Linked DNA regions of Mus musculus: region 2 is linked to region 1. Evidence: chromatin contacts called from ENCODE Hi-C or POLR2A ChIA-PET data. All regions are on one chromosome and are shown on one strand. The core of a region is the stretch at or near the end of the contact, and the rest is flanking DNA. Distances in the headings are between cores, read along the strand shown. Region 1 holds the start of Ankrd63 (ankyrin repeat domain 63). Region 2 holds the start of Disp2 (dispatched RND tramsporter family member 2).

Region 1 (5,631 bases), core at 1,445-3,944:
TTGCCAGCCTGGGGCCTGCAGGAGGAGAAGCTGGGCGGGTGGAGGGAGGAGTGTGAAGCGCCTGCCTGCCCCCTGCCTGTATAGCTCCTTCTCCTGTCAGCCTTCAGCTCCCTAAGCGACAGCTTCTAATTCCGGCTGTTGGAGCCTCTGTGCTCCACAGTGAAATCTCTGGGTTTTTTTTTCTCCCCCCAGCTTTTGCTGTTTCTTTTCTGTTCAGAACATAGTGAGCCAAGGGTAGAAAGTCAGAGCAAAGGCTCTAGGTTCTGAAACCTGGGACTCACTGCCCATCTGGGAACTCAGCACAGACCAGAGTGAGGCTCTGAAGACTTGACCAATTTTCCCACTACACCCCACCCCCAAATACATTGTTTCCTTCCACCATAGGCAACAGGGGCACAGGCAAAGCTGAGCTGGTTCAGGGAGGCACTTGGGAAGAGGGGCTGGGGAGGTGGGGGAGGCTTGATGCTTTTTTTCATGGAGGTGCACAGCCTAGCCTTCCTCTTGATCCCAAAGGCAGAAAAAAAAAAAAGGGAAGAAAGCATTTTTCTCTCACGATGAAAACAGGGAAAACTGAGTCCTAAAAGGACAAAAGCCTTTCTTCTGCTTAAGGAGTGGGAGCATGCCTGTCACCTTCCTGGGAGTGGAGAGTGTCACCTGGATGCTGATGGGACGGACTTTGAGGTCCCTCTAAATGGTGCTTCTCCAACTGGCTCCTGACCCTGTGTGGTGCAGGCGGAGTTTCTGTCTCTGCTCCCTCTGCACAGATGGGACTGTGCAGGCCTGGGTTGACACTGCCAGTGTATGACACAGGCTGAGACCTAACTCTCCTGCCAAGAAATGCGTGGGGGCTCAGTTCACCGACTGTGCACTTAGTAATATGCCTCACAGGACAAAGGGGAGCATGAGTCCCTGTTGTATGGTCTAGCCCGAATCCACTCCTAGGCCATCCTGGAGCCTAGGTAGTCCAGAAGACACAGATGCTCCGGGGCCTCCCCAGCCCCTGCTCCCCGGGGCAGAGCACTCCTCACAGAATCCTCAGGCGTGTCCCGCAAAGCAACCAGACTGGACACCCCCTCCATTCTTCACTGGACTTCCTTTCTCTTACAGCATAGGACCCCTGAACACAACCCTCCACATTGTGTCTGTTGGGTGCCTTTGTCCCTGTAACCCCTCTGCCTGGCCGTCTTCCTTGTTTCTTAGCCTGCGTCTCTCATCCTTAAAGGACTAACTCTGCTGTTGCCTTCAGAGGATCTTAGTTCCCTCTCCTTCCCATCATTTGTCCTTCCATCCAATGGCTGTTTTGAGTTTGCATTTAGCAGATGTTCTCAGTCCTGGGTTCGTCTTCCTGACTGAGAAGACAAGTCTCATTCATTCAGTTTGTGCATCTGTGTTTCCCATTGCTGGAAACACAACCATAGGGTCTCATGTAGCCCAGGCTGGCCTCAACCTAACTGTAGCTGAGGATGATCTTGGAACTTCTGAGCCTCCTGCCTCCATCTCTCAAGTGCTGGGTTGTTAGCTTATAGCACCACACCTGGCTTCATCCTGGGAATGAATCAAACCAATCGTTTCGTGTATACTGGGCAAATACTCGACCAGCTGCGAAAAGTCCCTAGCTCTTCACTTATTCTACAAATAAACTCCATTTCAACTATTCTCAAGCCCTTTCTCTAGTCCTGGGAGCTTGTGGGGCACTCATTGTAAGACTCTGCTAGGCCTTCAGTATTCCCCGTCTCTAGCGCCCATGAGCTGATTGTCCAAAGGAAGTAGGTTTTCCACACATCTGATTGAAAAAAAAAAAAAATCTCAGGCTGTCTCCTTTCTGTAGGGGCCAGGTCTAGCGCTCTGTGGCCTAAAGATGGTTTTGTGCTCAAGAGAACCCAGCCCTGTCAGGGAATTCTTGCTTGTGTCTTTTGTCCTTTCCTAGACCCTAACTAGCCCATCTTTGAGGAGATAGGAGGTAGTGCCTGGGAAGTCCAAATGCCTGCATACTCTCGGGTCCTAAGGCACCTGCCCTGGGTCAGAGCGGCCAGTGTCTAAGTCAACTTGCTCCACAGCGACCGATCAACCGTGGAGCTGGCACGCGGGCGCGCTGTCAGGTTTGGAGACGTCTGAGATTGGAGAATGCACCCCCGCCCTTCTCTGAGTGAGCGCGTGCGGGAGGCACAATTGTGTGTGGCTGTGATTCGCTGCACTTTAGATGGCAGTTATCAGCCAGACTGAGCGCCCTCAGTCCGGAGCACAAATGCCTCATACCCCAAATTACTTTTCCTCTGTCTCTTGCCCACCTCAAGCTGGTGCACTGTCCAGTCCTGTCCTCGTGGGGTCCCAGTCCCTTTAACCTAAAACCGATGGCAGGAGCTCCCGCCAGTTTCTAAGCAGCGGAGGCTACCGATTCCGGCGGAGGCGGGGGGCGGGGAAAGATGACTGAGACTTTAGGATTGGCCCCGCCGGGTGCATGTGGCCCCCGGCGAGCAGCCTCCACCCCCGCCCCGCAACCGCCGCCGCATTCCCAGGGGAGCGCGGAGGAGGAGCCGCTCCCCAACTTCGTGGCCCACGAAGGGGTGGGGGTCAGGGGCGGTCTCCCTTGCCCTGTCCGTCTCTGCCCCGAAGGTGCAGTCTGCTTCCAGAGCAGCCATTGCCATGGAGACCCCTGAAGCTATAAAGCCAGGTATCTAGGCGTCGGGCACCTCAGGAGCCGCCGAGCCCCCCAAGTAAAAAAGCAAGCGTCCCGGCCCCCGCAAGAAAGGAGGAGGCGGGGAGAGGCTCTGGGAGCTGGAGGAGCGGCGCTCCCCGCCGAGGCAGGAGGCAGGCGCGCCAGGCGGGAGCCACCCGCTCAACAGGGGAGCAGGGGCTGCCCGGGGTGCGGGTGAGTGGCGTTGCTCCAAGCCACGAGGGACCAAGGGGCGTCGGATACAGGGAAGAGGGCCCAAGAGTTGAGGAGGCCGAGCTTGGAGCTTGAGCGGGAGTCGAAGCAGCCAGCAGCCCACACCTCCAGGCGTGGGGGGCCAGGGAGGAAAAGCAAGACGCCCTGGGAGCGGCGAGGCAGCCGAGCGGTAGGGAGACCTGAGCGGGAACTGCAGGACACTTGGTTGCAGCCACCTACACGCCGCTTGGAAAGAGCGGTACCGGTGTCCGGGCCGGGGCCGTAGCCCCGTGGGGTGAGGGAACAGGGGCGCCCCCGTGCGTCGGACTTCCGGGGCGCGGCGGCCGGAGCCATGCTCAAGCCCAAGGACCTGTGTCCCCGAGCGGGGACGCGCACCTTCCTTGAGGCCATGCAGGCCGGCAAAGTGCACTTGGCCCGTTTCGTGCTGGACGCGCTGGACCGCAGCATCATCGACTGCCGCGCAGAGCAGGGCCGGACGCCGCTTATGGTGGCCGTGGGGCTGCCGGACCCCGCGATGCGCTCGCGCTTCGTGCGACTGCTGCTGGAGCAAGGTGCAGCCGTGAACCTGCGGGACGAGCGGGGCCGCACTGCACTCAGCCTGGCCTGCGAGCGAGGCCACTTAGACGCCGTGCAGCTCCTGGTGCAGTTCAGCGGCGATCCGGAGGCGACGGACTCGGCGGGCAACAGCCCGGTGATGTGGGCGGCGGCGTGCGGCCACGGGGCGGTGCTGGAGTTCTTGGTGCGCTCTTTCCGCCGCCTGGGCTTACGCCTTGACCGCACCAACCGGGCGGGCCTCACCGCACTGCAGCTGGCTGCCTCCCGCGGCCACGGGACCTGTGTGCAAGCCCTCACCGGGCCTTGGGGTCGGGCAGCCGCTGCGGCAGCGGCCCGGGGTTCCAACTCCGACAGTCCCCCTGGCCACCCTGCCCCGGCGCCCAGCCCAGAGCGGCGACGACCCAGTCCCCGTCGTTTACCGCGCCCTCTTTTGGCACGGTTTGCGCGAGCTGCCGGCGGCCACGGTCACGGTCACGGCCATGGCCACGGCCACGGAGGCGAGCTTGCCTCTGCTGGCAAGGGCTCGGTCCGTTATAGGGCACAAGGCAATGAGAGACCAGAGTTGGGCCGGAGCATGAGCCTAGCTCTGGGTACCATGACCGAGGAGGAGACAGCACGCCTTAGGGCAGGAGCTCTGATGGCTCGACCAAACTCACCCCAGTCTTCGGGGAGTGGGCGGTGGCGTTCGCAGGAGGTGCTGGAGGGAGCGCCACTGGCCTTAATGCAAGCCCCGGTCGGCCTTAGTCCTCATCCCGAGGGCTGCCCCGGCTCTGGCCGCCTGGGTTTGCGCCGACGGTCCACAGCTCCAGACATCCCCAGCCTGGTCGGGGAGGCTTCAGGGCCTGAGAGTGGCCCAGAATTAGAGAACAACGCTCTGCCTTTCTCAGTGCCTGGGCCAAAGCCTTGGCAGGCGGGCACAGAGGCTGTGGTACTGCAGGCTCAGCGGTAAGGAGCACGAAGGTCGCGCCCTGTAAAGTTCACTCTGTCTCTAGCTACTGAGATGTCTCCCATTCTTCCAAGTCCTCCCTTTCTCTGCAGTTTTCTGCCCACCCTTTGTCCCCACTGCTAAAGGGAGATTTCCTGTAGTCCTCCACCAGATGTAAGAAAGAGATCCCATCTTTTTGCTCTTTGGTATTTCCCACGTAAATCTCCCACCTTCCTCCAGCTTGATTTCCTTGTCCTGGGGGAAAAAGGAGGTGTGAACAACGGCTGCTTCTGTGGGCTTCAGCTTTCTAGCCGGAAAGGTGGATGGCTCAGGCCCAGCCCCAGCCTTGAGGTTCAACTGCCTAGGCTCGGTACCCGCAGCATCCCTTGCCTATTTTTAACTTTTCCTATCACCTTGGCAGCCAGGTAACGGCAGAGCTGGCTTCGGAAGAACAAGGGCCCAGGCGGCTGTGCCTGCTGATGCTGACCATAATAGTTTGACAAACTACCAAAGTCTCCCTTCCCTGTAAGTGTTGGAAGAAAGGAGGAACTAACGTGGCCACGTAAGCTTTTTGGACAAGAGGGCTGATTATGAAGGAATCCAATGGTTAAGGTTTTCTGAGGCAGAGACTCAAGGCAACAGGAATATTTTGAGACGCAATGCCCCCTTTAGGTGTTTACCAGCTTTCCCTTCTGGGAAATCAACTTCCTTTGACTCTGTCTCAGTCAAGACTATGGGATCTAACTTCATTGATACTGGTGGGTCACTGCTTCCCCAAGCCCCTACTAACTCTTGGCTTCTGGGCCTGCTTGACCCCCCAAATGATTGCGTTTGAATTTCATCTTTGAGGATCAATGTTTTCCCTTCTCCTGGCCCAGCCTTACTTATATTTCCACTTAGTCCCAGAGGCCTGAAATGGAAAGGACATAGCACCCCACCCCCTCCTTCCTCCCAGCTCCCCCATTCCACACGTGGGTGCTCCAAGAGGGTGGAACAGCTAGGAAGGATTTTTGCTTAATTGTATTTCTCCCAACCCTCAAAAGAACTCGTGTTTTGAGCCTTTGTGTATGAAGCAGAAAGCAGCAGGTCTGATCCGAGGCTTAAGAACCTGACAACGTCTCTTTAAATAGCACCTCAGCGAGGGGGATAATTGACTGTAGTGTTTGCCACGTTAAACGGCGACGGGCGCGGGAGTCGAGAGCCCACACGAACTGCAGGTCCCGGTCTAAATTACATCAAACTCCCGAGAGAGCATAGGAGGGGG
Region 2 (5,631 bases), core at 2,254-4,753, 76 kb before region 1:
AAGCCTCTAGCCTGGCTGCTGTAGAGCTTGGCCTTTGTTTTAATCTCCCCAGTTTGTTTGTTTGCTTGTTTAATTTTTAGCACTGTGCCTGACCTGGGTTGGGTCTCAACGTGACCAGCATCAGCTCTGTCTCCCTCTTAGGGGACAGCCTGCCTCCTAGAGCTTAAGACAGTCAGGTAGCCAGGGTAGAGGTGAGGGGCCTGTTCCAGCAGCCTACGACCTTAGAGCACTGAGCACAGGACATATTTTTAAGAACCCGGCCCCAGCTGAGCGTGGTGGCACATGCCTTTAATCCCAGCACTTGGAAGGCAGAGGCAGGCGAATTTCTGAGTTTGAGGCCAGCCTGGTCTACAAAGTGAGTTCCAGGACAGCCAAAACTATACAGAGAAACCCTGTCTTGAAAAACCAAAAATAAAAAAAATAAAAAAGAACCAGGCCCCAACTTGGTGTGTCAGTCTCATTTGTAATAGAAGTTAGCCACAGAGCATACTGCTGGAAAATGGAGTACTCTCTTTCCCAAACTCCTTCTGTTGAAAGGGACCTAGTCTCCATCATTGGTTTGCTTCCACTTAGGTCTCTATGGTTCCAGCTTCCTCCCTGTAAACATTTCAGTTCCTCTACAGGGATCAAAGATCAACTGATCTTAAGCTTATCTGTCTTCACGCTGCAGGATGTTACGCCACTGTAGAAAATCTGTGCCTGACTGTGGTAGGGTTGAACCTTTGTCTCAGTCTTCCCAAGGAAATGAGCCAGCTCTCTAATTAGGATGAGTAACTTCCTGGGCTGCCTGTCTGCACCGGCCAAATAGGGGGTGGAGGGTAGTGGGGAGTGGGGTAGAAAGTGATGAATCTGGCCCCAGGCACATAGCCCCAATGCAGGCGCTCCAGAAGGGACAACTCTGTATGAAATAATCTTTCCCTGAACTCAGAGACTCATCTGGATGTCACTGTGGTCCCACAGAGTGACCAGGACAGATGAGGGGAGCTGTTCATACTATTAAGAAAGGCAATGGTCATTTTAAAAGTACAAATAATTAACTATTCAAACATCTCTGAAGCCAATGACTTTATAAATTACTGTAGAACTGAAAGTTGTGCCTGGAGATAGAGTACTTGGAGGCCAGCCTAGGCAAACAAGATCTCTGTCTCTGTCTCTGTCTCTCTGTCTCTCTTTCTATCCACCCCTTTTGCTTTTGATATATAGCCCAGGTTGGCCTCAAAGTCATGGCACTCCCCTCCTTAGCCTCCCAAACTGAGATTGCATATCGGGATGGCCTTGAACTCTATGCTTCTGCTTCCCAAGTGAGTTCTGGGGTTAATTTGCTACCACGCTTGAATTTTTTTTTTTTTAAAGACAGATACTCTCTCTGTAGGCTAGGTGAAGATGCAGAGGCGGGGCCAAAAGGAAGGGTCTTGGGAGGCCAAGGAAAGGGAGAAAGCAAGGTCTATGTAGTTTAGAGTAGCGTTGAACTTGTGATCTTCCTGTTCAGCCACCTGAGGGCTGGCATCACAATTGCATGTTACCTTGAGGGTGGAAATGAGGATGTAATGTTCTTTGTACACATAAGGCTCAAGTTTCATCTCTAGAACTGGGAGGAAAGGACTGCAGTGTGTGTGTGTGTGTGTGTGTGTGTGGTGTGTGTGTGTGTGTGTTTGTGTGTATGTGTGTGTCTGTGTGATGTGAGTTTGTTGTGTAGTGTGTTTGTGTGTGTCTGTGTGATAATTTTGTGGTGTAGTGTGTCTGTGTGTGTCTATCTCTGTGTGTGTGTGATGTGTATAGTATGTACTTTTTATGGTATAACTATCCCCAGGGTGGTGCTTGATTCAACAGGAGCATATTTGTGTTTCTTCTCTTGAGTTGAACAAAATTGTTATGCCTGTGTAGTATCCACGGTCTCTGGGGAACTTCAGAGATCAGCAGGGGTTCCAGAGGACTGCTGGAAGAGAACAAGTAGTTCCCATGCCTGGGAGAAATGAAGAGACCAGACAGGACTGTTCCTTGGCAAGATGTGCCAGACAGCCAATGATGCTGTAGCCCCTTGTACAGATGCTCCTGGTCCTGGGCCCTGCCCTGATTTGTCACTGTTCCCTCCCTCCCTCCTCTCCCCCCCCTTTTTTCTGCAGTGCTTGGGGATGGAGCCTAAGGCTTTGCCAATGCTAGAAAAAAATGCTTTATCACTGAGCTGCAACCCCTACCCCCAGCCCCAGTCCCACCTTCTTTTGGTCAGGTTGTGGCTCCAAGCAGAGTCCCTGGCCTGTGCTCTGGTCTGGAGAATATACCCATACTGTGATTTGCCCTCTTGAATAAGATTTTATCTCTCTCAGGGTAATAATTTAATAAAAGAGGGAGAAAACATTTGCTTCCACCTGTGGGGCTTTCTCCTGCTTCTGAGAAACAGAATGTACAATTTAAATCCGATAATCTGAGATAAGGTGTCTGCAACTGCCTTTTGCCTCTTAAAAATGCCTTTTATTTCAGTCCAGGCAGGAAAGAGATGAAGTGTCATGTCTGAAGAGAGATTCTGGGGGCGGCAGAGTCAGGCAGGACACACAAATGGCGCCATATTGCTACCTGGCCAGACTGTTCCACCACACGTCTGATGAAGTCAGAAAAATGAAGGGTACCCAGTTCTGGGAATGGGCGCTCAGTGGGAAGGTGGTTTTTTTTTTTCTCTTCCACCCCCCCCCCCAGGCTCCTTCAGCGGTCATGGCTTCAGTCTAGTTTTTGCCATACACGGAGGCTAAAGCCAGTGTGTACACAAGCAGGAGGCCATGCAGGGAAAACAAACAACGATTTGCTGGGCAGCAGAGCAACCGATGGCAGTGGGCAGACAAGGAACTGATGGTGATGGACAGACAGTCAGCCCGTGGTGTAGATCCCAAATGTCGCCTTCTCTCCCTAGGATACCTGCTTTGGCCAGCCTTTTTTCCCCCCGTTGTACATGCACACCCCTTTGCTCACTGACATGCAGACCGACATAGCTGCGGTCCTGAGGCCTTTTGCAAAGACGCAGAGGCAAGGCCTCAGGGAGTTGGGGAAGCTCTAGAAGCTAAGGAAATGGACATCTGCGGCCTTAGGGGAAAGGAGAGAACAGTGGGTGGGGCAGGTCCCCCAGGAGGTGAAAGCAACGAGAACTGGTATTATCAAGTGTCGATGAGAGAGGATGAACTAGCCAGGCAAAATGAAGGTGTACAATCATACTCGCCTCGGGAAAAGGCTTTCAGAAGAGAGCTGGGGAATGGATGAGGTGATATGTGGCGGCGGCTATTTAGGATACCTGATGCAGGCTTACTGAGAAGATCTTCCAGCAGGATCTACGGAGGGGTTCTTCCTACTTGTTCCGGCAGCTGCCTTCTGGGGCTAATGTATTCCCCTCAGGCCGCTGCTTGCGGTTCAGAAACTGGCAAAGAGAAGATCGCTGCAGCAGCTGGGGCTGCTACCACCGTCCATGCCCGTGGGCGGCGCCGCTGTCCGGGCTCTGGTGCTGAAGCAGCGGCAGCGGTGGGATCTTGCGCATGCGTCAGCTCCAGAGGCCAGTCGCTGGGCGGGGCCGAAGAGAAATCCGCCAATGGACAGAGGGCAGGAAGGATGGAGGGGAGACAGGGACACGAGCTGCGGCAGAGCCGCAGCATGGGGGGCTGGGGGTTCGTTGTCACGAAGGTTGTAGGCTGCAGTACAGGCCTCTCTACCCTGACCAGCTCTCATCATTGTCCTTAGTAATATGGCCAGACCGTCCCTCCTGGACGCCTTGTACTTTTTACAAGAAACTAAAAAGGAACAACCCGGGTAAAATCCTCCCAACTTGAACCCCAGGCATCCACACTTTGTAACGCAGGGAAGCAGAGAGGTTGGGTCTCATAAATACCCTTATTTCTCTAGGCTTCTCTCAGTGTTCTGTCCTCCCGAGGGAGAGATGGGTATCTGCTCGAGTTGGGTCACTCCTCCCATTTTGGACCTGGCTCTGAGCCTGCGGCCTCTTCCTACATTAAAGCCTCTTCTCGAATCTTTTAAGTGCGCAACAAGGGATAGGGGGAGTGAGAGGAGGAGGGATGCCCAGCCCCTTTCATGCAGTTACCACCACTCTCCACCTACAGAGAGACCTGATAGCCACCCACTTCGGAGCACTTGCCAGCCCCGACGAGGGACTAGCTGTGAAGGAATTGAGGTGTTGGTCGGAAGGGCAGGCCTGGCTAGAGAACTGTAGTTGAATTATAGTGAATACCAGAAGTAGGAGAAGCCTCAGTGTAGAGGAGTCCTTGGTAGATTTGGTTAGGCAAAAGAAAAAACAAAAAACAAAAAACAAAAAACAAAAAAACAAAAACAAAACAAAAACAAAAAAAAAAAAAAACAAAAAAACTTCACAACAAGCAGGCTGTTTTGGGCCTGGCTGTGCTGTGCATGGAGGTGACAAGCTAGAAGCAATGGGCTGAGGAGAGTCAGACTCAAGAGATTTGGCTTAAAGATATCCCTTAATTGTGTCCAAGTGCTGGTCTAGGCAGGCACGGGTTCTAGAGCCCGGGCTGAGTGGATCTGGAGGTTTAGAAGTAAGTGCCTTGAGTGACTTACAGTTGGCTGCAGAGATAAAGGCAGCCTTAAATCAGTGCCAGGAGGCCAGGGTGTGGCTAGACCTAGGAGATGGTTGATAGCACCTCTGATCTACAATTTGTGGCAGAGAAAGGGCAGGGTACAAAGAGAGACATTTCTTTCGAATAGCTTTAAAGCAAGCTTCCTGGAGACAGTGGAGCTGCGGCTGGCTGGGGAGGTTTTGGAAATGTGAAGGCATGAAAGACAGGCAGAGCATGCTTCACCTGGAGTGGGATTTAGGAGACTGTAACAAAAGAAGGTTGGGAGTTCAGTATGTTTTCAGGAAATGGTGAGAATGTACTCAGAGCTGTGGAAGCCCCCATCAGATCAGTGATCTTCAGCAGCGATATGTTGTGGGTACCACTCAGTCAAGTTTCTGAGAATGCCAAGACGGATATCTGGCCTTCATAGTAATGAAATTTAGATAGAACTGGGCTCTGAGGACCAGTCGGATATGAAGAAAGACAGTCTCTAACAACAACAAATATGGCCTCCAAGAGGCTATTTATTTGCAAGGGAAAATTCTAGTTTAGACCCGGTGCCAGGTCAGCTGGGGATTCCATGCAGACTCCTCATCTTGTGTCTTCATTTCTTCTGATTTCTCAGTGATGTGGACCAGGGTGAGGGCCACAGTGCCCTGGGCCATGGCCATGGGATGGGCCACCATGCCCTGGAGGGTGATGTCCTCCAGGACAGTGCCCTGGGCCATGGCCATGGGATGGGCCACCATGTCCTGGAGGGTGATGTCCTCCAGGACAGTGCCCTGGGCCATGGCCATGGGATGGGCCACCATGTCCTGGAGGGTGATGTCCTCCAGGACAGTGTCCTGGGCCATGGCCAGGGTGTGGACCACCAGGTCCTGGAGGGTGATGTCCCTCATGACAGTGTCCCGGACCATGGCCAGGGGGTGGCCCACAATGCCCCTGTGGAAAGCCAAAAGAGAAATGCCAGGGTACAAAGCCAATGCCAATGGCTGCAGTCGATTCTTCTTTACGTCCCCTCCCCAAGGGACTCAGGATTCCTGGGCATCTGCAAGGGGTGTAGTAG

Evidence for each region. Hi-C counts contacts between places; a loop is a spot of excess contacts on that map. ChIA-PET counts read pairs that join two places held with the same protein, here RNA polymerase II (POLR2A).
Region 2: a map of gastrocnemius shows a loop between it and region 1 (2.2-fold over the local background). The contact joins the promoter of Disp2 here to the promoter of Ankrd63 in region 1. A Hi-C loop is called at or near these places in 2 of 37 maps with a recorded cell type or tissue (both gastrocnemius). POLR2A ChIA-PET finds 5 or more read pairs at or near these places in 1 of 5 experiments (embryonic stem cell).

What each region holds. Positions count from the first base shown.
Region 1 is chr2:118,701,026-118,706,656 of GRCm38, reverse strand. It overlaps Ankrd63 (ankyrin repeat domain 63), which reads left to right and starts at 2,694. Exons shown (of 1, transcript NM_001081971.1): 1 at 2,694-5,631. The coding sequence starts at 3,219. The coding sequence ends at 4,391. It also overlaps a transcript of Plcb2 not described here.
Region 2 is chr2:118,777,591-118,783,221 of GRCm38, reverse strand. Disp2 (dispatched RND tramsporter family member 2) reads right to left here and starts at 3,503. Exons shown (of 8, transcript NM_170593.3): 1 at 3,278-3,503. Phgr1 (proline/histidine/glycine-rich 1) reads right to left here. Exons shown (of 4, transcript NM_001145644.2): 4 at 5,057-5,507. The coding sequence ends at 5,187.